Regions from separate parts of the Homo sapiens genome. Here region 1 is linked to region 2. A link is a loop called in an ENCODE intact Hi-C map of the cell type or tissue named here. Cell type or tissue: chondrocyte. All regions are shown on one strand. Links, peaks and the distances in the headings refer to the core of each region. The heading gives the core; the rest is flanking DNA. Region 1 overlaps WHRN (whirlin). Region 2 overlaps TNFSF8 (TNF superfamily member 8).

The links. Hi-C counts contacts between places; a loop is a spot of excess contacts. Peaks named below come from ENCODE experiments on the same cell type or tissue, not always from the same donor. Only the 100,000 strongest peaks of a DNase experiment are listed, where the experiment ranks them.
Region 1: it touches region 2 in a loop (3-fold over the local background); 5 of 110 quality-filtered maps call a loop at or near these places.

Annotation. Positions count from the first base shown.
Region 1 is chr9:114,433,836-114,436,335 of GRCh38, reverse strand. The region is part of intron 3 of WHRN (whirlin); the gene reads left to right. Among named protein-coding and RNA genes, the nearest start is that of AKNA, 47 kb to the right of the region's middle. RefSeq lists enhancers at 1,323-1,442, 1,008-1,507. In chondrocyte, for the core only: CTCF peaks have their summits at 1,174 and 1,373; no DNase peak of the experiment used is centred there.
Region 2 is chr9:114,907,103-114,924,328 of GRCh38, reverse strand. TNFSF8 (TNF superfamily member 8) reads left to right here. Exons shown (of 4, transcript NM_001244.4): 2 at 6,191-6,233. Among named protein-coding and RNA genes, the nearest start is that of TNFSF8, 15 kb to the left of the region's middle. RefSeq lists enhancers at 15,739-16,360, 16,361-16,983. In chondrocyte, for the core only: CTCF peaks have their summits at 12,721 and 12,924 (motif pointing right); no DNase peak of the experiment used is centred there.

The DNA of each region.
Region 1 (2,500 bases), core at 1-2,500, 480 kb after region 2:
TCACAGTTCATTGGATTTTGATCAATACATAATGTCATGTATCAAACATTATAGTGTAATACAGAAGAGTATCACCCCTCTAAAAATCCTCTGTGCTCTACTTCTCATCCTTCCCTGAGCCTCAGGCAACCACTGATCTTTACAGTGTCTCTATCAGTTTGCCTGTTTCAGAATATCACATAGTTGGAACCATGCAGTGTGTAGCCTTTTCAGACTGGCTTCCTCCCCTTAGCAGTATGCATTTAAGGCTTTTCCCTGTGCATTTTTATTTTTCCCCATGAATTTTTGCTGACTTTTCTAACAAAAGCTTGTTGATGTTTTTGTTGGGATAATGTTAAATACATAAGTGAGCTGAGAGAGAGCCGATGTCTGGATAATGCTGAACCCTTTCCAAGAAAAGGGGATATTTTATTTGTTGAGTAATTTTGAGTGTTTTAGAGTGTTTTAGAAGTGTGTGAAGTTTTCTTCATATAGGTGTTGTTAACATTTCTTGTTAAGTTTATTCCTTGGTAGTTTTTTCTCTTCTGTTGCTACTATAAATGAGGTTTCCCCTTCCTTCCATCTTATCTTCCAGCTGGTCACTGTTTGTGTCTGTGAAGGCTGTGGACTTGAGCTTGAGAACTTGATTCTTGCAGGTCTACAGAGCAGCTTGAAGCAGGTGGTAGACTGGATTCTGGTCCAGCTTTGCCCCAACTGCCCAGGAAGCCTTGGACCAGTGACACCCCTCCTCTACCTCTCACCCTAGTTTTCTTTCTTTCAGAATGAGGGGCTGGATTAAATGTACACCATTTCCCAGAGTGTGATTCCTGTAAAAACAAAACTGATTTGTGTTTTTACCTCTTTGTCTTCCCTTTGATTGTAAAAATCAAATGCTCCTTCCCTGCTGCAGCCTGTAGAGCTGGGCTGCATGTACCCAGCCTCCCTACATGCCCTGGCCTTGTCAAATGCAACCTTTACATAAATGGGAAATGTCTCCGGCCTGTCTGCAGGAACCAGAATGGGGAGGGGACTAGCTTGTTTGTATGCCTGCTCATCCATTTATTTAATTGTTTATTCATTCATTCATGGATTCCGTCAGGCATTTGTCAGGTGTTTCCCATGTGCCATTCAAGGGGGTGCAGCGCACTGACTTTGAACTCTCTGTCTGTAGTCTAGTACGATCTCAAACTGTGGGGAGTGAGTGCTGCACGGTGCCCTGGGCGAGGGGGATTAGTGATATCTGCCTTGGAGCTGGAGAAGGCTTCTTGGAGGAGGTGTCATTGGAGCCAAGACCTGGACGTTCAGTAGGTGTTATCCAGGTGAGGAATGAAGGGAAATACGTTTTGGGCAGAGGAACAATGGTCTGGTCTCCAAGGTCTGGAGTGGGGAAAGGGCTCCATCTGTTGAGTGAACTGAGAGATGGCAAGTATGGTTGGATCGGAAAAAAAGCAGTAGGGGAGGAAGGTGCGAGATTGGTTCGGATGCTAATGCCCCTCTCAGGGTAGGCAGAGGAGCTTGGAAGCTACTGGGGCATTTTAAAGGAGGGTGTGACGAGATCAGGTTTGCAGTTTAAATGAATCTGTCTTCTACATAAGGAAAGTATCGGGCAAGGTGGTGAAAGTAGAAGCAGGGAGGCCCCTTAGGAGGCTGTGGTAATGGTCCAGGTGAGAGACAAGGACAGCTGGGATCCGAGTGGAGTTAGTGAAGATGGAGGGTCCTTTTGGAAGGGAAAGTAAAATGCATTGGGCTTGATGATAGATCCAGTGGGTTTGGAATTTTAGGATTGAGCAATGAGATGAGGAGCCCCGGAGAAGGACCAGGCTTGGAGGAAAGGTCAGGGGTTTGATCTGGGGCTGTGTTTAGGCTTGTTCAGGATGGTGGCCATTAGTCACATGTGGCTAGTGAAGTGGAACTTGTGTGACTGGGGGAGTGAATTTTTAATTTTATTGTAATTTAAATGTAAATAATAGTTGTTGGACAGCCTAGTTATAGAACATTTCCATTATTGCAGGTCTGGGTCTCAGAATAGCAATTGGTTTGGCTTCAAATCCCACTCTGCTACTTGCTTGCTGGGTGTCCTTGGGCAAGTAGCTTCACCTCTCTGAGCCTCACTGCTGTCATCTATGAAACACGGACCCTTCCATGTCTCAGGCGGTGCCTATTAAGTTTAGAGCTAAACTGTACAAGGTAGCTGGCCTAAGCAAGGCACTTGGGGTTGGTAATTGTTATTCTTTCTGTGTTTGACCTCTGTAATTTCTCTGTTTACTTTGGAAGCCAGATTTTCCTTTGGGAAGAACTCAGGTTTGACCTTGACTCAGAGTACGACCTTGGGCAAGTTCTTTCCCCTTTCTGGCCTCAGTTTTGATTGATGGCTGGGTTAGAGCAGGCCTTCATTGAGGCTTCCTGTGTGGTGAATAGAGTAAGCAGGTACTAACAACGGATCTGCCAATGTCAGAAGAGAGAACCGGAAGGAAGCATAGACCATATTGGGAGTCAGTGTGCATTAGCCTTGCCGGGTCCA
Region 2 (17,226 bases), core at 11,377-13,876:
CCAATCTAGGGTCACATACTGTGTTATGATAATATCTGTTTTAATCTAGAACTTTGCTTTTTAAAGTGTGGTCCTGGGCCTTGTTAGAAATTCAAAATCTCAGGGCTCACCCCAGATCTCCTGAATCCGAATCTGCATTTTAACAAGCTCCTCAGGTGATCTGTATGCACATTAAAGTTTGAGAAGCACCGAGCTAAAATCTCCTTTGCCCTTTGGTGTTTGTTTTAAATAACATTGACCTTTTTTTAAAGGGTCCAGGCCAATTCTGTTGTAGAAATCCATTCATAGCCTGGATTTGTCTTAGTATTAACTCATGGTTATACTCAGATGAAACATTTTTAGTAAGAATAGTATATAGGTAATTCTATATACGTCTTATTGTAGCACAGCTAGAGACATATGTCAGGTTGTCCCATTTTTTTTGACTATAGGTTTAGTCACTTGATTAAAGCGGTGACCACCAACTATCGCCTTTGTAAAACATTTTTTCTTTCTCATTAACAAGTAATCTGGCCAGGAGCAGTGGCTCATGCCTGTAATCCCAACACTTTGGGAGGCAAAGGTGTGTGGATCACTTGAGGCCAGGATTTCAAGACCAGGCTGGCCAACATGGCGAAATCCTGTCTCTACAAAAAATACTAAAATTAGCCGGATGTGGTGGCACACACCTGTAGTCCCAGCTACTAGGGAGGCTGAGGCAGGAGAATCTCTTGAACCCAGGAGGCCAAGGTTGCAGTGAACAGAGATGGCACCACTGCACTCCAGCCTGAGTGACAGAGTGAGATTTCATCTCAAAAAAAAAAAAAGAAAGAAAGAAAGAAAGAAAGAAAGAAAGAAAGAAAGAAAGAAAAAGAAAGAAAAGTAATCTATGTATGGGATAATACTCTGAAGACATAAATACTCTTCACTTGGTGGTTTTGCCATTTCTTAATGATCCTTGTCTGAATCAGCTAATGCACTGAGGGTTGAAAAAGAGGGAATGCCTAAGTCTGTCACTCCTTCCAAATTTATTAGCTGTCATTCTTCTGTAGAGAAGAGCTCCCCATTGGAAAGATGGTGGCAGGAGGAGGAGGAGCAGGATATTCCAGGTGAGGCAAAAGAGAAAGCAGTGGCACAGCCCATAAGAAGGCAAGCCCAGGTGTGAGGAGAGGAATGGTAGGGCCAGAAGTCAGTCCAGATTGTACAGAGGAGAAGAAACGGAACTAGATGATAAAAAGATTTGATAGAAGAGACGGAGAGGACAGGATATCACTGCCATCTTCAAACTAGAAAGATTTCCTAAGCCCATATCTGAGCCCAAATCTATACTCAGCCTCCTACAGCCATCTCTCAAGACCTCAGGTGTTCTGATTGCCTACTGAGTAGTGTATTTAAGACTTTGCTACTCAAGGTGTGGTCCATGGCCTGGCAACATTGGCATCACCTGGATGCTCATCAAAAATGCAAAACCTAAGGGCCCCTCCCTACTGAGTCAGAATCTGCTTTTACCAAAATCCCCCGATGCTGGTCAGTCTTTTAAAGTGGGAGAAGCACTGCTTTAAGCCACTGTGGTCCACTTCTCACTTTGGCAGACCATGTGCTCCCAGTAAAAATAGTCTTCCCCTGAGGATTTTCTATGACTTCTATTCACTTTTCCATGAAATTTCAGGAGATTTTTCTGCTCAGCTTTATCCTGCCCTCATCTAGAGAGGCAATGTAGCAGGACATTGAAGAGCAGTGCCTTCAAAGTCAAACACCTAAGTTTGAATCCCTTCTGTGCTATTCGCCACCTGTGGGACCTTCTATAAACATTATCACATTATGAAATCACTTCTCTAAGTCTTGATGAATCCGTAACTCTTGGGGTCAAGTTAAAGGCCAAATGAAATAGTGCATGTAGAGTAACCCTCATTAAGTGCCCAATGAATTAGCTTGAAAATAAGAGGTATCCTTGGCAAAAGTCCCTTTGGGCCATGAGCCAGAGCCCACCTTACAAGACTATGTGAGGGCAACAAGGAAAGGAATGTGGACTTCCCCTGGCATATTCCAAACAGAGCTGCCTTTGATCATTTTTGGTCCACGGGGGCATTTTGTGTCCAAAGCAAATTCAGGAGCTCATTGCATCTGCTGATCATTCCTCTGTGAAAAGAAACAAGCCTTTCAAGGTATTGAGGCAAATTAAGCACATCATTAACACCAAGGCAGTGCTCAAAATAGCTATGCTTTTCAAATACTTGCTAACACTTTATAATATCTTATGATGTCCACAATAACCCAGTGGAAAGATGGATGATTAGCCATCTAACCACTGATTAAAGGAGAAGAAAACACTCCAAGGCAAGGAAGATGGTTGGGATGGGGGTCATTTTACCTGGAGACAAACAGGTTAAACATGACCATTCCTCCCTCCATACATGAAAATAACTTTATTACTGTTGGGAATACTCATCAGACATCTACAGAGGCCAAAAACAGAGGAAGTACACTTAAGGAAGTATACCTCGTTGATAACCACGGAGACAAAGTTTCCTGAGCTACTCAGTGGAGCTGAGAATGAAAACCTGGGAGAGTCCATTTGTTTGTGCCTGCATTCAGCCTAGGCACTACCTTACACAAAGCCAAGTCATTGAGCAAGATAGTTCACATTTCCTGAGCTAGGACCCAGATCCCCAGACAAGATTAGGGAGAGAATTCTAGGACTGGGGGACATCTTGCCAAAGAGGAGTTGGTGAACAACACTTAGTGTAATACCTGTTTATGAACAGTCTTCACTGAATTTCAACAGCCATCATCTCCTTAGACATTGCTTCTCCACCTCCAAATGCAGGGACTGCTTATGGGAGAGGGGAGGAGGGAGGAATGAGCTCTTCTATCCTTTGTTTCTGGAAACAGCATCTCTCCTAGGGCAGTGGAAAGTACACCAGAGAATTTCAGTCCAAGATCTGCCTCTGACTCATGAGTGCCTTGGTTTCCTCCTCCATAAAATTAGCTTGATGGACTGAAAGATGTCTCAATCTCCCTCTGGCTTTGATTGTCTAATCTTGACTACCATGGGTAGCTAGGAGAAGCTGTAAAGACCTCATCCCAAGAGCTCTTCAAAATAGGAATAGTCACGCTTCTGTCATGGACTTCCTGGGCCCTGGGTGAAGGTTTAAATGACAGGTTTCTTTCCTGTTTGAGATGCTCTGCTTTTGACATCCCATGTCTGAAATTAGGAAACCAGAATGCATTCAAGTGACAGAGAGAAAAGAGGCTTTCCTTGACCCCCATATAAATTAGGTCCTCCTCTCTGATATTACTTCTCACAGCTGTGCTATTCAAAGTGTTCTGTGGGCCAGGAGTGTCAGTATTACTCGAAAGCTGCCAGAAATACAGAATGTTGGCCAGGTGCGGTGGCTCACGCTTGTAATCCCAGCACTTTGGGAGGCCCAGGCGGGCAGATCACAAGAGGTCAGGAGTTCAAGACCAGCCTGGTCAACATGGCGAAATCCCGTCTCTACTAAAAATACAAAAATTAGCCGGGGGTGGTGGTGGGCCCCTGTAGTCCCAGCTACTGGGGAGGCTGAGGTAGAGGAATTGCTCGAATCCAGGAGATGGAGGCTACAGTGAGCCGAGATTGCGCCACTGCACTCCAGCCTGGGTGACAGAGTGAGGCTCCATCTCAAAAAGAAAAAAATGCAGAATGTTAAACTCCCCCCAAATCTGCAGAATCAGAATTTGCATTTTAACGAGACTCCCAGGTGATTCATATGCACATTGAAGTTCTAACAGCACTACCTTAAAGCACTATGATTCTTTTCCTCCATAGCTCTTGCCACAACCTGCAATTCTAATTACACATTTATTTATATTTTTTAAATGGCTGCCTTAATGACTAAAGCATAAAATCCATAGGATGTCTTTTAGTGACTAACGTAGTTCCTACCACAGACCAGGTGCTCATTCAAGGTGTGCTGCATGAATGATTCTCTAGGACTTCCCGAACTGCTAGCAGCCTCTGCAATGATGGCTGTACCAGGTTTGCTATTCTAGCCTCTCTCACTGTCCCTGTATATGTCCCTGGGCAGCTTGATGAATTTGATGATTGTGGTAAGACATTTCAATGCAGATATTTTTCTTAGTGCATTTGCACATCATGCTAATCAATGGTCACGCTTGGCAGTAAGTTGTAAGTTGTTTATTAAATTTTAAAATGTTGTGTGTTGTCTCACAAGGGCAACATAAAGGGGAATTTTGTGATATCAAGTTTTCCTGCAAACTGCATGCATAACTGAAAGACTACAAAAACTTAGCTTTGTTAGGTTAAAAGCTTTCAACTAAGGCAACAAAGTCGTAGACTGTTACAGTAGGAAGGGCCTTCCAGGACAAGTTTGCCTCCCTTCCCCTGAGAAGGTAGGGCCCAAATGTTTAAGCTGACTTCCCCCATCTCCAGATTGGTGCTGTGCCAGGGCTTTGCCTTCAGGAGACCTCCTTGACTCACTACCAACCTCTTGCACTAGAGAAGAGATCCATTCATAAGAAAACAAGCTTTCAGCGGAAGGCAAATGACAGACCTCCCAGGGAAATGTTACAATAATAGGGGAACTCCAGATGGTCCTAGTGTTCATACAGAACACTAAGAAAATAAGCTGTGGGCGGCTGCTAATTTCTTGCTTTGGTAGAGGTTAGGAAGTTGGTTTTTTCGCATACACACGCTCACACCTCTCTAGGTCTTTACTAATATTTTAATTCAATGCAATACAGGAGATTCCAACCTGGGCAGGTCAAAAGATGAATAAAATACTTCATTCCTTATTGGCAGAATATTGTATGGGTGTCTCCATGGCTGGAGAGAAAGGGGAGGGACAATCAGGGTGTGAAACTTAGTGTCTGAAGAATTTATTAGGGGAAAAGAACTGTGCCTCTCTGCTTCTGTTAACTCCTTGTTGAGAGTCCTTGAACTAGAACCTCCCTTTAGTCACCTTCAATCCCCAGCCCAGGATTCCCTCCTTCAAAAGACAATCTGTTTCTATCAACCTCTTATTTGTGTAAATATTTATGTATATATTTATTACAGAATAAATAATATACTATGTAAATGTTTAAATATATAATATGCATTTGTATGTATACTACATGTGTATACATATTTGTATATTTAAATATAAACTTGTAATAAATCCATAAGGATGGGGACCCAATTTAATTATGTATGGTGTCCTCACAATGCTTGGCATATAAACACACAATTAATTCAGAATTTCCAACCACAGGAGACATAGAGATGTACCTTCCCAGGTATGTTTACAACATACGTTCACAGATGAATCAAACATGGAAAAAAAAAAAACACATCTACTTTTATGATATACTTGATTATTCTCATGTTGACCAGAAGGAAAAAAAAAGAAAAAAACACCCAAACATATGGAGGGGGGAAAAGCACCAGATTGGGAGTTGAGTCCTGGCTCTAGCCGAGTGTGATAGCTCACACCTGTAATCCCAGCACTTTGGGAGGCTGAGGCGGGTGGACCACAAGGTCAGGAGTTCGAGACCAACCTGGCCAATATGGTGAAACCCTGTGTCTACTAAAAATACAAAACTTAGCTGGGTGTGGTGGTGGGTGCCTGTAGTCCCAGCTACTCTGGAGACTGAGGCAGGAGAATCACCTGAACTGGGAGGCGGAGGTTGCAGTGAGCCAAGATAGTGCCACTGCACTCCAGCCTGGCAACAGAGCAAGACTCCTTTTTTTAATTAGCTGAGTGTAGTGGTGTGCACCTGTACTCCCAGCTACTCAGGAAGCTGAGGCAAGAGGATCGCTTGAACTCAGGAGGATGAAGCTGCAGTGACCCATGATCATACCACTGCACTCCAGCATGGGTGACAGAGTAAAACTTTGTCTAAAAAAAAAAAAAAAGTCCCAGCTCTGGTCCCTGATCTTCTATAAATTAACTATGTGGCCCTAGGCAAGTCATTTTATCTCACTCAACCCCGTGTCTCTTGCCTGTGGAACGGGGACAGTAATCCTCATCTTGCATTTCTAATAGATTGTCAAACAAATGGATAGAAAGCCCATTGGAAACTACATCAGTGAATTAATTTTTAAAATTCAGGTGGAGGATGAATTGTAAATTGCACAGTACTTTAAGGACAACAAAATGAAAAAGAAAAAAAAAAGTTGTTTCAACTGAATGTCACACCTCATGCTGCTTTTTTCTTTCTTTTCTTCCAGGACTCCATTCCCAACTCACCTGACAACGTCCCCCTCAAAGGAGGTAAGATCTTGGAATTAGGTGTAAATGTGTAGTAAGTCATCTAGATAAATGCCATAAAGTGTGAAACCTGATTATCAACCAGAAACAACTCTATGACATGACCCAACAGTAAAGTGGGTAGGGGTGGAGGCAAGGGCTGTTCAGGACTGAGCTGATGCACCTGAATTCATCTTAGCAGCTCCTGAACTCATCCCCACAAGTCTCCCACCAGCTCTTGACACTCCCACTAATGAAAATTCTACCTCTGGCATAGGCAGGACTGCAAGGCAGTGTTGTGTTAAATGCTTGAAACCTGAAATCAGATAAATGGGGGAATGAATCTTGGCTTGACTTCCCACTGGGGAGCCTCAACTCCTCATCTGTTAAATGGGAATAATAATAATACTCACCTCATCAAGGTATTGGAGAAGCCATTCAGATCTCATCTGTAAATTGCTTGGCATGGCAACCAGCACATAGTAATCATTAAATAACTAGTAATAGCTAAAATGCATAATGAAGTCAAGGACTTGTGAAAACAGACTTCCTCCTCACTCCTATATTTCCAATCATTGAAGTCACTAATTAACACGTCGTCTCTACTAGCCTCAGAGAGATGATATGCCGAGTTCAGTTAACATCGATGATGAGAAATTTTCAGATGACCTGATTAATGTTTTTATTGCTCAGAGAAGGAAAAGGAAGACCCAGAGAGGGAAAGTGAAGTATCTCGTCCAAGGTCATACAAAGCCAAGCCTAGAACCCAGAAAGATGTCCTCATCTCTGATACAGTGTCTTTTCTGCCCAAGAACACCAACTCCCATCTCAGTCCTGTAACCTTTAGAACCTAGATGGCAAACACAGCTGGATAGCCAGAAAGCTCAGAGCAAAAAGTAAGGAAGTGAGTTAATGTAGGCACCAGGGTAGTGGCACAAGAGTGTCCTTGAGACCAGAGGACACAGATGACTGGACACAGCTCCTCACACTCACAGCATCACACTTGGAGTGTCCTTCAAGTTTCCCTTGCCCATGCCTTTCCTGTGGTTTATCACCCAGAGACTTCAAAAATAGGGGCAAAAGTCCCCAAAAGACAGGGATTCTGGATCTTTCAAGGCAGACTAATAATCATAGCCTTGTCAACAATATCTCATTTTGGCTGGAATTACTTAGCATGTGACCTCAGTTCCTACCATGTCTATGTAAACAGTCACATTAATATTAAAAGGAGCATAGTAGAATGCAGGGGTAAGCAAACTTTTTCTACGAAGGGCCAGATAGTAAACGTTTAGGCTTTGGGGGTCACTATGTCTCTGTTGCAATTAGTCAGCTCTGCTGTTGTAGTGCTGAGCCAGGCTGACTACACGCAAATAAGTAACCACGGTTGCATTTCCATAAAACGTTATTTATCAAATGAGGTGGTGGGCTGGATTTGGCTTATGAATTGGAGGAGTCACTGCAGGCTTTGGAGACAGATGTTTCAGTTAAACATGTAATGCACGTTCACACGGAGCTTTGGAAAAACCAAAAGGCTCTGAGTGAATATAACTTGCCCCTCCCCACTCCCACTGTTCCACCACCACCTCCACCCAGACTTTCCAAGGAAGATGGAAACTTTTCATTTTTTGACAGGGAGAAGGGATTTTTAACATGAACACGGTCTCAGTGACGAGGATAGTTTTGATTAGGTAATAAGACCTTAGCCATTCTGGATCTCAGTTTCCTCGCCTAAAGAGCACTTCAATGCAAAGTCGCCAAGCATAGGGGCTCTAACTAGTATTCTGGTACCATAATAAAGTTGATAAAGTTTTCATCAGTCCAAAGTGAAGTACAAAAAATAAGGACACGGTAGCCCCCTTTTCACAGGGCCAACTATATCTAATGTAAGAGGCACTCTTCCTCTGAGACGGTCCTTCATTTTTGTGTGTCAAAATGTCCTTTTTTTACAACATGAAGTTGATATAGACAGGAGTTAAGTTGGCTTGTTTTTTGCCAGAGTTATTTTGTTTTGTTTTAATCATCACAATAGGCAAAATAAAAAGCTGTCCACTTCATATTGGTCTCTGAATTTTCATTCTGGGGAGAAATTTCCTGGGTCTATAAAGTCCAAACTTTTCACAACCATGGACGAAATCACTTATCACATTTCTTCTTATCTGGACCATGAATGGGAATATCAGAACACAAAGTAATCAAAACCAACCTCAGTTTACAATTCAATGTTTCCACAACCAGATTTTTTTAAATGCTAATAATATTCGGTTGGTGTAAAAGACATTGCAGCTTTTGCCGTTATGTTCAATGGCAAAAACCATGATTACTTTTGCACCAACTCAATAATCCCCATGGGACTGTGAAACTTTTGTTAAAGACCTTCCCATACCTCCTTTGGGTTCATTCTCACCTCAACCCTGTGAGCAAGCCACAGCAACATGGGGAATAGTCTTCCCATTTTGCAGATGATGCGCTGAGGCCTAAAGAAGCCAGGTGATTTGCCCAAGGTCATACAAGGAGTTAATGGCCAAGTGAGAATCCGGGGCTCCTCCCTCTTCTCCCTGCATGACCGGCTTCCACCATGAGATGCCAGTGACCTGCTGGAGGCAGTACCTGACTTTCTCTTGCTTTTAATGCAAGTCAACATCCCCTTAATTCAGCAATCTGCAGAGACACTGTAGTAGGGTGAGGTAGAAAAAATATTCCTGGGCTCCAGAACTGACCACATCAACAAGTCTTTTCTCCTCTCTGAGCCTCATCTGTAATATAACAGCAATGTACTAAATGCCCTGGAGGAGTCTCTCCAGCTTTGACCCTTTATGAGACTATAATTCTTTTGTACAATATGTAAAAATAGAAGAAAAAAAACCTAACAAAAATCTCAAGGAAATCTGAAGTCACAGCTTCCTTCCCCAACGAACCCAGCTTAAACAGGCACAGAAGCAGTAAATTGTCCCTTTTGAAAAAAGCCATTGCAAGACATTCCAGGCAGAGGGGAACCATCTTTCAGGTACTCTTGGGAGGAAGCTTCAGGGGCAGCATGTGGTTTGTCACTAGAAAGGAAAAGGGCAGAAGCTAGACACCTTCTAGGGAGCCCTTTTTCACTGGCTGTTGAAAATCTTCCACCATCAGCAGAAAATCAGCAGTGGCTCAGAGCCTGGGATGTAGAGCTATGTGCACATGCTAAAGAAAAAACACAGGATACACTTCGCTACAGAGGAAACACCAAAAATCAAACCCTTTTGGGTAATGAAAGGATTTCTGAGTCCTATCACAAGCTTCCCATTCCTGGCCAGGATAGCCCCCAGCCAACTGACACCTCACAGGCAGTAAGCCAGGAAGAGCGCCTGGGAGGAGAACCTTTCCCCCACACCCTTCTCCTTTCTGGGTTTTAGTTTTCTCACCCAGAAGACAGAGTTAATAATGATTTTTGCATGAAGCCACCATGAGGATGAAATGGGACAGCAATTGGACCCTCATCTGATACCTGGTTGAACCTATGTCCTTTGGGCATAGGATCCACTCTGTTCTTTCATATCCAGATAAAATGTTCCCATCTCATTTCACAAATGTCACGGAACCAAGGAGAATGTTGTAAAGAGAGTGAAGCTCATCCTTCTCCTCATCACTCCTTGTTTCACTTTTCTGCTTCCACCAAATTTTGAATCTCATGTCTGCACATGGTTTCTGGCTTATTTGCCCAAATCAGAGAAGACAGCCACTTTTGCCTTGATTTCCAAGTTTGAATAGTAACCCACATTTATGAATAGCGACATCTACAGAAGGATTTGGGGTATGCAGAGAAGCTGGTAGGGCAGTGTAGCACATCCCAGTGCAGCCCAGCAGATGACACAGAATTGAATATTAGGTCCCTCTGTTCTTGCAAGACCTCAGCTATTCCAGCCACTGGGAATTTCTCAAGGGACAGCTATCCTCCCTGGGGTTCAGCCCTCTGACACCTGAACTGACTCACTCTCCTTCCTGTCTTAATGTCCTTCTCCCATTTCCCCTCCACTTTCCACTTCCCTCATAAACTCTGCAGAAATTCAAATTGTTCTGACTTTGATTTGCAGAATGATTCTGGTCCTTTGATCTCACCTCTGGGCCTTCTCAATATACCCTGGCCCTTTTTATAACAAATCACCCCACCAAATGATAGCTCTTACCTGCACTAGAAGAATTCTGTAGTCAGTGTTCTTTCTTGTACTCCCTCATTGCATCCGTATGAGGCCACGGCAGAGTGAGAATAATGAACGTTGACAGGCATCACTATGTGCCAAGAATTGGCTGAGTACTTAGTAATTCACTCATGCAGTTCTCACAGTAAGCCCCCAGGAATCATAATTAGCCCCATTTTATAGGTAAGGAAACTGGAGCACAGACAGGCTTGTTGCCTTGCCTAAAATTTCAGAGCTGGTTAGGAGGGGTGAGACCTCAAATCCAGCGTATCCACCTTGCAGCCCTTGTGCTTAGCTGGGATTGTATTGTAGACCATCTGGGAAAACTCAGTACCGCAAATCCTTCCAGTGCCCCTACCTGCTGGCCAAGTCTACATATCCCCTTCCAGGGCTCTATCAGCTCTATCACTTCTTCGGCACCTGCGGCCCCCAGCTCTTGGCTTTCATGTCTCAGAAGTGCACTCTCTGTTACCAAGCTCAGGGTCACAGAGGGCCACACGCATGGGTTTGAATGAGGTGAAGTGCTGAGGGGAAACATGGTCCATGGCGAGGGTTCTAGAGGCTGAATTTCAGCTCTGGCTTTGCAGCTGAAGGGTCATGTGCCTTGGGACAATTCCTTCCCCACTGCCTACCAGTTAAGACAGATTTGTCTTTCCTACAAATGTAATGTAGCCTCCAACACCCAAAGGTTCCTGGAGGCCCTAAGGAAGTTGGAACAGTGGATAGACCTCGTGTGGGTCCTGACAACTCCACCCTCGCCTGAATTCAGTCTGTAGCCAAAGTTGGGGTATGAAATGCAGAGGACTGGCCCAGGAATTTGGAATGCTGACATTCAAGTCTTGGGACTTGAAGCAATTCACTTTCCCTCTCAGGGTCTTGGGTTTCCTGTTTTCTAAAATATCAGAAGTGAGGGGAACAAGCCAGATGTCCTAACCCTGAGATGGATTTTGCTTTGATTATAGCGTTCTATGAATCAAACAAATATCTTAGGATTCTTTGACCACTTTAACATTCTAACATTTGCAATTTTATAAGGCGTGGCAGCTACCCTCCTTGCCCCTCCACTTGCTAAAAAGAAAATGGCATTAAAGAAGACGAAGTGAGGTTGGCTCTCTAATTTTACCAAATGAACCCACCCCAAAGAAACAATAAAAGCTGCACCTTGAAGGCAGTGACATTAATCCAAGACTAGGTTCTCACTAAGACCCAACTATCCCTCATGTCCCATGGTCACAATCAGATGACAGCCGCCCTAGCGGAACACCACACTGGAAGCAGTCAAGAGGCAACGTGCACTTTGGGAGGCTGAGGCGGGTGGATCACAAGGTCAAGAGATCGAGACCATTCTGGCCAACATGGTGAAACCCTGTCTTCAAAAAAAAATACAAAAATTAGCTGGGCATGGTGGCACACGCCTGTAGTCCCAGCTACTCAAGAGGCTGAGGCAGGAGAATCGCTTGAACCCCAGAGGCGGAGATTGCAGTGAGCCAAGATCGCACTACTGCACTCCAGCCTGGCAACAGAGTGAGGGAGGGTAAGGGAGAGAAAGCAGGCCCATTCCTTGAAATTGTTTTGTTATGTATTTCATTCAAACTATCTAGACACAACATGTGTTGGCTTAAGTTTCTACATTTCAAGCAGCACAAACCATGGACTAGGGCACAGGACTCAACCACTGTTTGGTATAGTTTGGGTGGTAGACACCAGGCTCATTTTTATGCATTATCTCATTTAATCCTCTCTACAACTCTCCATGACAGTTATTTTATTATTCTCACTTTTAAGAAGAAAACAGGACAATTCAAAGAGGCTGCATGATTTTTGCAAAGCCACACAGCTAGTAATGGCAGACGTGGAATTTGAACATAAGTCTGTCTAACTTTCTAAAATTGATTTGAACCCAAAACGAACTTTCTAAAATTGCTGCCATACTTTTGCATTTTGAACAGGTAGGGAGTGTTTTTTTATTAAGGTTATTAGAATGTTAGCAAAATTTACCCTATGTCTCCAGACTCACCTTTCCTTTTAAATTATAGACTTTAAAGATGCTTCTTACTTACCCACAGTAATGTCAATTCAACCTGTGTTTAGTATAAATGAATTCCAAGGAAATGCCCATAGTGTCAGACAGGTTTACTAACTGTTGCAGATACACTGCAACAAGTCAGGACTGAAAAGACCTTAACATCCCAAGGAAAGTAGGTGGGGCAGGGGGCGGGGGGAGGCAGGATTTAAATTATTTAAAGGAATTCCAACTTGACCTTAATTTATATTTACTGATCACTTCCTATGTGCTCAGTCAGCACTAAGTGTGTTCATATGGGCATTCTCCAAATCCTTTTGGAAATCAGGGTCACCTAGTGGTCCTTTGTTTAACAAATGGTCCATCCTGCAGTTTATCTCTCTATTACTAGTTGGCTTAGTGATATCAAGGAATTGGTCAAAAGCCTCAATTACTTTTGCACCAACCTAATAGTTGAAATGACCCTTGCTCAGGTTAAGGACTCACTTTGAATCCAAATTTTATCCAGAGGGGAGAGACTGTCCTCTAGATGTCACTGTTGGGACTCTCCTGGATATTGTCCCTGAAGCCTGGAATGAAGAAGCCAGGGCATGGCAGATGCAGAGTCATTAGGATAATCCCTTTCCTTCTTGGAAGGATTAAAACATTTTTCAACAAATGTAAAGAGGATTCAGCACACATTCCTGGAAGCATCAGATAGCCTTAAACACTTAGGTACTTAATTGAGAAGCTCCCGTCCATCAAATAATGTCATGAGCTTCATTTTAATGAGCATTTCATCTGCCAATTCACTCTGCTAAGTGGCATTGCTAAACTGTGCCACTATAACAACAAAGAAAAGAGGAGTAAGGCAGAAAGAATCTACTTTACTGAGTGTCTCCTCTAGCCACAGGCCACACTGATCACTTGACATCCACGGTCTCATTGCATCTTCATGACATCCATACATTTAGGTTGATTGTTTTAATTCTCACTTAATGGATGTGGCAGCTGAGGCTCAGTAAGGGGAAATGACAGATCCAGAGCTAAAAGCTATGACCAGAATTCAGGTGCTCTTTTTGCGATGCATCGTGTCTTCCTTGTTCTTATATCAAAGGTGCTGTACATCTGGAAGGTACCTGGCACTCAAACCACATACCATCTGGCCGGGATGGTTGGCTTGGTCTGTTTTGCCATGGTAGAGCCGCCTTGAGCATATTTGCATCTTTATGTGCCCATGACTTGTAACTTGGCAGTGTTCAGCACATGGGCCTGAAGTCATCTGCTGGCATTCTCCCACAAGATGGAACCCAGGAGCTCATTAGTGCTTGTTTTCCCAGCACCTCCAGCTGTCTTGTCAGTTTTCAGTTCCAGTGTCTGTAGTGGCTGCAAACCCACTTCTTCCTGCATTTAACCCTTCCTATTCCACAGGAATACTGAAAGTCAGAGAAGAGCCCTGGATTAGAAGTCAGAAGCCCTGTGTTCTGAACCCAGCTCCACCATTTACCTACTGTGGAGTCTTGGGCCAGACCCTAGTCTCTCTGGGTAGTCTCGCCACTCCTAAAACTAGGATCTCTGTTAGCATGGCATTTAGTGACCCTTTCTGTCTAATATTGTGAAATCTCAAGGTGAGAGCTAGTCTTAAGGTTTCCATAATCTTGACCTTCTAGAATATGCTCCTTTCACCACCTCGAGCAACCTCTCTTTCTATCTCTCTCCTCTGTGTGAAACTGGCCAGGAGGGTTTTGTTGGCACATCTTTCTCTTCAGCCTCTCAAACAAAACCACAGAAAGTCCCATGATCCTTCTAGAAGAGGCTAAAGCTTGGAAAGATGATTTACAAAGCTGATGCATCTGAAAGCTTTGGTCCTCAGGGAAGTTCAGGCAGTGCTAGGGTTGTCTGAAAGATAGACTGCCCTACAGAAAGAGTAAGGAGCCCTGGTCTCTGGTCCTGTCTCTCTCACTAACTCTCTGGATGACCTAGGATCAGCCTGCCATAGGGGCAACATTGAGGAGCACATGGGTTATGTGTTCACCAAGCCTGAACCAGGCCATCTCAGGGAACTTTCATTTCTCCAAACTATGCAAATCCTTACAGAACCAGACTATTCATAACTTAGATTGTCCTCAGAGCTAAAATATTCTGTTCTACTACTGCAGGTGTCTGAAAACCTGAATGTGTGAAGACACAGTCTCCTACCTTGGGTAATGCAACATGCCCATAAAGATAGACAGGTGCAGCTGGGACCGACTCCCCATCCCAAACCTTCCCACCCCCACCACCAGCAGGTCTGATAGGGGATGGCTGAGTCTATACAGCCTGCTGAAATAAGCTAGGTAGGCCCTTTAAGACAGATCATCAAATCCACACTGCTCTTCATCTATTATGTTGGTGCAGAAGTAATTGCAGTTTTTGTTATTGCTTTTAATGCCAAAACCACAATTACTTTTGCACAAACCTAATAGGGACACTAGAGCCCAGAGAGGAGAAATCCCAGGATTCTAACTCCCAGGTCATCAACTCAGCCGTGACTTGCAGACAGTTCTCACTTCCCCCACTCTGATGCTCTGTTCTTCAAACTAAACCTCTCCAGGCATCACTTTTTGCTCCCTCTGCTCCCAGCCTTCAGAATTCCAGGGACATTGCAGAATTTCAGCTGCATGTAATGCCACTATTTATAAGTCACGTTTTTCTGTCTTCCTAACCAAAAAAGAAAGTTATATCATAGACTCACAGGGTGATGAGAAGACTCAGGCCACACGGCTGATGACCCATGAAATGTTCATCTAGCTCTTGATAAGAGCCTCATGACCTCCAAAGCAGCCCACCTCTTTTTTGAGCAGCACTGACTGGTCAACTCTGTGAGCTGCCAGCACTGTGACTCACAGTGTGACATAGGTGTTTTTAGTGTACGTCTTTCCATTGCTGCATCTGAGAAATGGGGATTAGAGCAGTGTTAGCTCTTAGCTGAGGGCTTCATCTCCTTCCTCTTCCACTTGGAGGTTTAGTGCTTGGGCCCCACGGTGTGCCGACAGCCTCATCAAGCATTAAAGGACAGAGGCTGTGCCCTTCTCTGGGGTCTTCTCCAAGTTTAACAGCCCATTCCCTCAATAGCTCCTCTAGTGTCCTGCTTTTAGCCCCTTTCTGAACCAGCTCTGGCAACATCATTCCTAAAAGGGCTGCCTGTGTTTTTCCCTTTAGCTAGAAACCATCTAAATGATTTTTAAAGAAAAACTAAAATATACCATGCCATTTGACTTCAGGAAATGCAAATGTTTCAAAATAAGGTGTTTTTTTTTTCCATCCTCGGGTTTCTCAGAATTACAACTGAGGTCAACCCAAAGGGGAAAAAACAACAAAAGAACCAGAACGTGTGAGAGGCAAGCCTGGGCTTGCACTTCTCCAGCCACCTGTTTACAGAGGCTCACCTGCCATAAGGGGTAAGGAGAACAGTGTAAGAGGGCTTTCGGCCAATGAGCAGAGCCTGTTCTTGATGTTTTGTGCTGGCCTCAGCCCAAGGCATGAATCTTATCTTCCCATCTAATCTAGCCTGACCTGCAATGCCAGTGGGAGAATGAGGCCCTGTGTTATTCTAGCCCTCAGGCAAAAGGCAAGCCAAGCGTCCTGATTCACCTCACTGTTGTCCTAAGTACTTACTCTGTATCCACAGAGGGAAACAAGAAAGATGAACTAGGTGATTCAATTCAACAAATATTTACAGAGCATCTGCTAGACTGGGCAGTGGGGGTTTATAAACAGGAGTCTCTGCCCTGAGGGTTCACTGTCTGATAGAATGGGCAAATAGGCAAAGGAAGTATCCTGGAGGAGCTGACTGCTAGGCTGTGTTTCAAACAAGGAAAAACTTGCCTGGTGAAGGAGGCAGTCCAGGTAGAGAGCCCAGCAAGTGCCAAGGTGTAATGATAAATCAACATTCCTAAATGGTATGTTTAGGGGGACTGCAAAGCCCCAAACTCCCGGACAGCAGTCAGGAATCCATTCGGGCAGCGGTCAGGCAGCCTGAGTTTGGATCTCTACTCCACCCCTGACTACCTGTGTGAATGTGAACAAGTCAGTTAACCTTTAAAAGGGTCCATTTCCTTATGTACAAGATAGACTTAATTATGGTACCTCTCTTATCGTGTTATTGTGAGAATTAAATGAAATAATGCATGTAGCATACTTAGCAGAGTACCTGGAAAATGGCTATCACTCAACATGTATTAGTTATGACCATTCATATTATTATCACTGTTCCTCCTCGTTATTATTACTATTGGAACATAAAGGGAAAGGGGAGGAGGGAAGGTGAGGGGTGAGACCAGAGAGTTCAGTAGGAGTCAGAACAATGGGGACCATGAAAGCCATGCTGAGGAGCTTGGGCCTGATCCTGCAGGCGAAAGGAGTCAGAAAGGGCTTCCATGCAAACAGACAGCCAGGTCTGTCTCCCTGGCTTGATGTTCTGCAGCTTAGAGTAGGAGGCTACGCCAGGAGGACTCTCTAACCATAGTCACAGTCCATTAGGAGCATAAGCAGCCATTAGTGTTGGGGTTCTGACTACAAACCCCAAGAGTGTGGGCTGTGGGCTGCAACAGGCAGGACCAGAGCACTGATCAGAGGATGCATGAGGATGAAACCAAGGGGATGACAGCTGACCCACTGGCTCTCACCACCAAGAGAGCTTTGGACCAGAAGCTCTATGTGGATGCAGCAGATAAGGAGGAAAACTGCCCCTGCTTCTGCCCGGAGTGCCTCTCGCAGTGAGCTTGTTCAGACAGCAGAGGGAACTCTTCATTTAACTTTCAACCACTCCAAAGCCCCCATGAAGCTATGAGGATGGCCAGGA